Linked DNA regions of Homo sapiens: region 2 is linked to region 1. Evidence: read pairs that join two places in POLR2A ChIA-PET (ENCODE). Cell type or tissue: HepG2. All regions are shown on one strand. Links, peaks and the distances in the headings refer to the core of each region. The heading gives the core; the rest is flanking DNA.

Region 1 (2,907 bases), core at 231-2,730:
CAGATATAAATGACTGAGTTCTCTGAGCCCTGAATTCCAAGTGGACACTCAGGGCAGTGTCCCATCTTTGGGTAACTTCCCTTCCTATAGAACTGTGGGCAGTAAGAAGGATCATTTCCAGTGTAAAGATGAGGGAATGAAGCTCCCAGGGATTGAACGACTTGCCCAAGGTCCTATAGCTAGTGAGTGATTAAAAAGCCTTCTGTGTCTTCAGGAAATCCTAATTCCATCACACCACAGCCTCCCCTTTTCACCTGCTCCATTGATATCTAAAAGCTTCCATATTCTCATCTAACTGCAAAATACAATGCAGTGGAGAACTTCCTTGCAATCCAGCTTTCCACAGAAAGTCTGCACAAGGGGGATGAGAGGGAGAACTTTGCTGAGTCAAGTGTCTTTAGGAAGACAGAAAGAAACAAGTCTTTAAAAGAGCACTAGAAAAAGAATGTTCCTTTTTTCTGTTTACCCATTTCTTAGGATTACTAAGCCTCAAATATGTTTTGTGTTTCCCCCTCCAGATCCCCAGGCTCTGCTTCTAACCCTTGAAGTTTGTTTCATTTCTCCCCTACTAGAATTTAGTTCTGTCCTGTACACAACCATAACCCCAGGACCTAGCACACTACTGGGTTAGTGCTCAATAAATATTTGTTGAATGAATCAATGAATGAATGAGTAACCTTGGGCAAGACTCCGTCCTCTTCTCTGGGCCCCAGGTTCCTCACTGGTAACGGGAGGGATATTGGACTGGTGATTTGAGTCAAATACTCAGGGGCTGTGGAGTCCTGAGAGCCTAGGCGGGACTCGACCGCTACTACCCGGAAGGCCCACTGCCTAGGAGCGGGGACGACACAGTGCTGTCACCACGGCCAGCCTGGTCCAAGCGAGCAGCTACGAGGAGTCAGAGACTGGACCCAAGACAAAGGGGCAGCACTGAACGAGAGAAAGGGGAGGCCCACAACGACCCCTTGGCTGCCGCGCCCATCTCAGCAGCGGGCAGCCGCAGAGGAGCCCTGGCCTCCTGGCTTGCGTCTCCCACACGCTCCCAGAACCCGGCCCGACCCCCCACGCCAGACTGTAGAGCACCCCTCACCGAAAGCGCCAGACCCACATCTTGAACAAAGCGCAGAAGGAACTGCGTCAGCAACTCCCAGCTAACTCCCAGCCTGTCCCTCCGGCCCTTCTAGGCTTCGTGAGGTTTCCACATCTCTGTGCCCGCGGGCTGGAGTCCCCCCGCCCCTCAGAAGCCCCGCGCGGTCGGCCGACGCTCTGGCCCTGCCTCCCTTCCGGGCTTTGCCCTATCATTGGATGGAAGGGCTTGGCGACTTCAGCCAATGTGAGGAGGGCCCTGGAAGTGGTGGAAGCTGGGCAGGGGGCTTGGTTAGGGCGGAAAGAGACCGAGCATCTGGGTGGCCAGGCTGCCAGCCTCAGGCTGAGACTCCCTAAAGTTACACCCCCAGCTCCGGTTGCTGAGCAGAGAGGTCATCTTTCCTTCCACAGATCTGGGTCATTCAGCCTCAAAGCCAGGATCAGCTATGGTTTATTGGCAGCATATGAAAAGACGTTTTGGGTGCCTACTATGTCACTCACTGTTCCAGGCGCTGCGGATACAGTAGTGAAGAAAATGAACTCTCTGCCCCATTGAGTTTACATTCAAGTCAAGGAGACAATGATAAATAAATATGTAGAACGTAGCAGTAAGGGGAGAGAGGGAGTAAGGGGAGAGAGGGAGATAGTGGTGGGACTATTTTACAGATGACAGGGAGGGCAGAGACAGGAAGTGGGCAATTGAAGCATGTGGCTATCTGGGGAAAGAGTATTCCCATAGTGGGCCATTAGGAGCAAAATTCTTTAATCAGGAGTGGGGTGGAGAGGTGCACATTTAGGATCTTGTAGACTATGATAAGGGCTTTGGATTTGCTCTGCATAACAGCTGGAGGGCTTGGGGACAGAGGAACGACATGATCTAACTTTTTTTCCCTTACCACATATTCAAAGACTTGTTAGCTATGAGACATGAAAGAAGCCAAGAAGCCTGTTACTATAAATTCTGTGAATTCTTTGCTGTCTGTCCTTAGCCATTCTAACATAAACCTTGCATGAATTTTGCTCTTTGACTTATATTTTTAGTTTGCTTTGGCTGTCTTGTTGAGAACGGTCTGAAGGTGGGTAAGAGTAGAATCAGGGAGATTAAGAGGCCATTACAATATTCCAGATGAGGACTGATAGTGGCTTGGACAGGCTTAGAAGTGATGCAGGTAGTGAGAAATGGTTCTGCATATATTTTGAAGGCATGGCCTGCATGATTTGCTAATGAATTGAATGTTGGTTACTGATGACTCCATGGTTATTGATCTGAGCAACTAGCATGGGATGGTCTTTTAGAAATCGAGTAGCTTGAAAGGAACAGGTTTAGGGAGAGGGATTAATAGTTTTGTTTTGGATGTGTTAAAGATGCCAATTAAACATCCAAGATGAAATGCCAAACAGGCAGTTGGAATAGGAGTCTGGACTTCCGTGAAGAGATCACAGCTAAAGACATAAATTTGGAAGTTGTCAGGACAGGATGAGACAATCTAGGGAATGATTTATCTAAGAAGGAGTCTGAGAATCAAGCTTTTGAAGTACTTCGTCAATTGACAAATATTCAGTATTTAATATTGTTGAGTACTTAAAGTATACCAGGAGCTTTCTTCTCCATTGGCTCATGTAGGTGGCACAACTCCGCCACATTGTATAGAGATTGAAAAAGAGATTCAGACAAAAGTCCTCCACAAGTTCACACCCTCAGTTGATGTGGGACGTAGAACTCGGGACACTCTCCTGAAGAGCACAAGACTACTGCCACTACATCAAGAAACTTAAAAAGAATAGGCTGGGTGTGGTGGCTCACGCCTGTAATCCCACCAC
Region 2 (2,907 bases), core at 231-2,730, 150 kb before region 1:
ATCTCTAACCAAATGACCATTTTAAGTTCAAATGAAAGAATATCGTTATTATCCTAGAGGAGTATCTCCAGTGACAAAAATTAGTGAGTTGGCAGACTTCAGAGAGATGTGACAATGTACAAAGAGGGCAGGTCCTTCCTAGGACTAAGCATCTGGGCGTAAAAATTTCTTTATACGACATCAGGTTGGAGCCCAATGGCTCCCCTAAGTCTACTGGAAAAGCCATTGATTTCAAAAGTCAAATGCTGCAGGGCTACAATAGAGGGCAGTAGGACCAGTAATGGACTCAGTCAAGAGGTGTGGATTCTAGTCTCAGCTCTGCCACCAATTTGTTCAATGACCTAACACAGGTCACTCAGTCTCATCCATTTCTTATTTGTTAAATGAAATTGAAAAGCTAGATAATATTTAAAGCTTCTTGTAATATCAACATTCTACAAAGCTTTGATTCTATATACAGATGGGAAAAGAGCAAAAACCTCAAATCAAGCCCTTCCAGTCCATCTTTGATTGAATCTGTTTATTCATTTATTTGAAAAGTACTAAATGAGCTAGCCGTGAGGTGAATGGGTCTTGTTAAGAACGGGCTGAATCAACAGCAGGGAAACTTCCTGTCAGTTATCCTCCTACAATTAGAATTGGGGGAATTTCTCGAAAATAACAAGAGGATTGCCTTTGTGTAAGGAGTATCTGCTGTAAGATGTTAAGGACTCTTCATAAGGGAAAGGTTTCAAGAACCCTCCTAATGCAAAGAACACTGTATTCAAAGGCAGGAACCTGGTTTCCTGTCTAATACATCCCAATCCACTAGCATCTCTTAACTGACACTGAACAAACTGTTTAATTATTTTCAAACGTCTCTTTTATTTCCTCATTTGGTCAAATAAGCCAGCAATTATTTTCAAGCTTGCAGTCAACCTTTAATATTTAGCTCAAATGTGAAACTTCACACCTCTTCCTTGTGGGAAAATTTTGACTTTTCCAAGGCCCTTCCTCGTCTACATTCTCAAAGAATTTTACAAGTTTCTACTGTAGGACTTTCTAGTCTGATTACATTCTGTCTTCCACCAGCAAACTTACAAGTATGGCATGGGCTCCAGGACTAGGACTTTTGAACAAGTTACCTAACCTTTTTTTGCTCCAGTTTTTTCAACTGTTAAATGGAGACGATACCAGTAACTACTTTATAGGGTTGTCGTAATGAATAAGTGGGTTACTACATGGCAACTACTTAGAAGAATGCCAGCTGGTAAGCATTCAATAAATAGTGCCTGCTGTTAAAGTATTGAGTCTACATGTCTTCATACGGTACCTATTTTGTTGTTGTTAGAGAAGAATAAATAATGAAGGGAAGGCACTAATTCTTGCATATACTTACTTCAACCCGCACAACTTTGGGAAACGGCAAGGCAGGAAACAGTATTTACTTCTGGAAATCAGAAAACTAAAGTGCCCAGAAGTTCACTGACATGCTTAAGTATGTATAAATCGAACCCAGGTCCTCCGACTCCCAGCCTAGGGCTCTCGAACAGCCTCTCCTTTCTTCATGGCAAGTTTGCCCTAGGCCTCGGGCCTCCGCTCCACAGGCCCTCCAGGAAGAAAAACGCCCTGCTTCCCGAGGGAGGAGCTGGAATCGACCCGCGGCAGCCGGGCACAGCAGAAACCGCTCACCATGCGCTTCCCGCGGCGCTCCCCGCGGCGCTCCCCTCTCGCACCTTGCAACACTCAGGTCCCTGGGTGCTGCCCTGCGGAAAGGAGTAAGTCCCGGACGCGCCCAGCCGGCGTGACGTCAGCAGTCCGCGCCTCGGCTAATAACCACTACCGTCTCCTCTCTAGGAAGGTGGGAGCGGCTTCCGCTCGGTGGTTCCTTCCCGCACGCAGCTACGGGTTTCGGTGCTGCGCCGGTTAAGCCGGCACCAGAAACAACCTGCGACCCCACCTGGCGTGCGTCTTCCAGCACAGGGAAACGGGATGGAAGTCAGAAGGGTCGACCACAAGGAGCTCTTACTGTGCATCAGTTCATCCTGCAAGTCCGCCACATTTAGCTTCCTATGTTACTGTCCTTTGGGGATTCTCAAGGCTTTTCACAAAACTGGCTTCCACCTTCCTCACACACATCCTCATCTGGAAGAAAACTGACCTCTTCACAGAAACCCCTGACACCTTACTGACCCAGGATCTTTGTTCAGGTGGCCAAAAGAAAAAGTTCTGCAGGCCAGGCGCGGTGGCTCACTCCTGTAATCCCAGCACTTTGGGAGGCCGAGGCGGGCGGATCACCTGAGGTCAGGAGTTCAAGACCAGCCTGCCCAACATGGAGAAACCCTGTCTCTACTAAAAATACAAAAATCAGCCGGGTGTGCTGGTGGGCGCCTGTAATTCCAGCTACTCCGGAGGCTGAGGCGCGAGAATCACTTGAACCTGGGAGGGGGAGGTTGCAGTGAGCAGAGACTGAGCCACTGCACTCCAGCTTGGGTGATAGAGTGAGACTCTGTCTCAAAAACAAAACAAAACAAATCAAACACTGCTTTGGGCTCAAATCCCTGATTCTCAGTGTATGAACTTTGCAACTTTACCTCTCTGTGCCTGCTTCCTCACTTACCAGGTATAATAATGGTACCACAGGGTTGTTGTGAGGATTAAGTGAGGTTAATACGTGTGAATTACTAAGAACATCTAGTATTTTTTAAATCTTCAGTAAATGTTAGGACTATTGTCTGTGTCTCAAATCCCAGCTCCAGTACCTATTGTTCTGCCCTGACTTCACTGACCTTTCAGGGCCTCAAGGTAGCACACCCATCCCTTTCTACAAAACTTCAGATCTTGCTGGCTCTAACTCAGGAAATATTTGCACACATGGGCTCATCTTGACAGGTAAAGTCCAGAGATAAAGGCATGAGTGGAGAGTAC

What was found. Peaks named below come from ENCODE experiments on the same cell type or tissue, not always from the same donor. Only the 100,000 strongest peaks of a DNase experiment are listed, where the experiment ranks them.
Region 2: POLR2A ChIA-PET joins it to region 1 with 12 read pairs; 3 of 35 experiments call an interaction of 5 or more read pairs at or near these places.

The regions. Positions count from the first base shown.
Region 1 is chr3:44,583,191-44,586,097 of GRCh38, reverse strand. ZNF660-ZNF197 (ZNF660-ZNF197 readthrough) reads right to left here and starts at 1,134. Exons shown (of 8, transcript NR_147692.2): 1 at 1,091-1,134. ZNF660 (zinc finger protein 660) reads right to left here and starts at 1,134. Exons shown (of 3, transcript NM_173658.4): 1 at 1,091-1,134. The region is part of intron 2 of ZKSCAN7-AS1 (ZKSCAN7 ZNF cluster antisense RNA 1); the gene reads left to right. It also overlaps a transcript of ZKSCAN7 not described here. In HepG2, for the core only: no CTCF peak of the experiment used is centred there; a DNase peak (open chromatin) is centred at 1,267; H3K4me3 peaks cover 1,519 bases.
Region 2 is chr3:44,728,487-44,731,393 of GRCh38, reverse strand. ZNF501 (zinc finger protein 501) reads right to left here and starts at 1,759. Exons shown (of 3, transcript NM_001258280.2): 1 at 1,379-1,759. It overlaps LOC105377056 (a long non-coding RNA gene), which reads left to right and starts at 1,868. Exons shown (of 3, transcript XR_940788.4): 1 at 1,868-2,602. RefSeq lists an enhancer at 1,879-1,948. In HepG2, for the core only: no CTCF peak of the experiment used is centred there; a DNase peak (open chromatin) is centred at 1,763; H3K4me3 peaks cover 1,504 bases.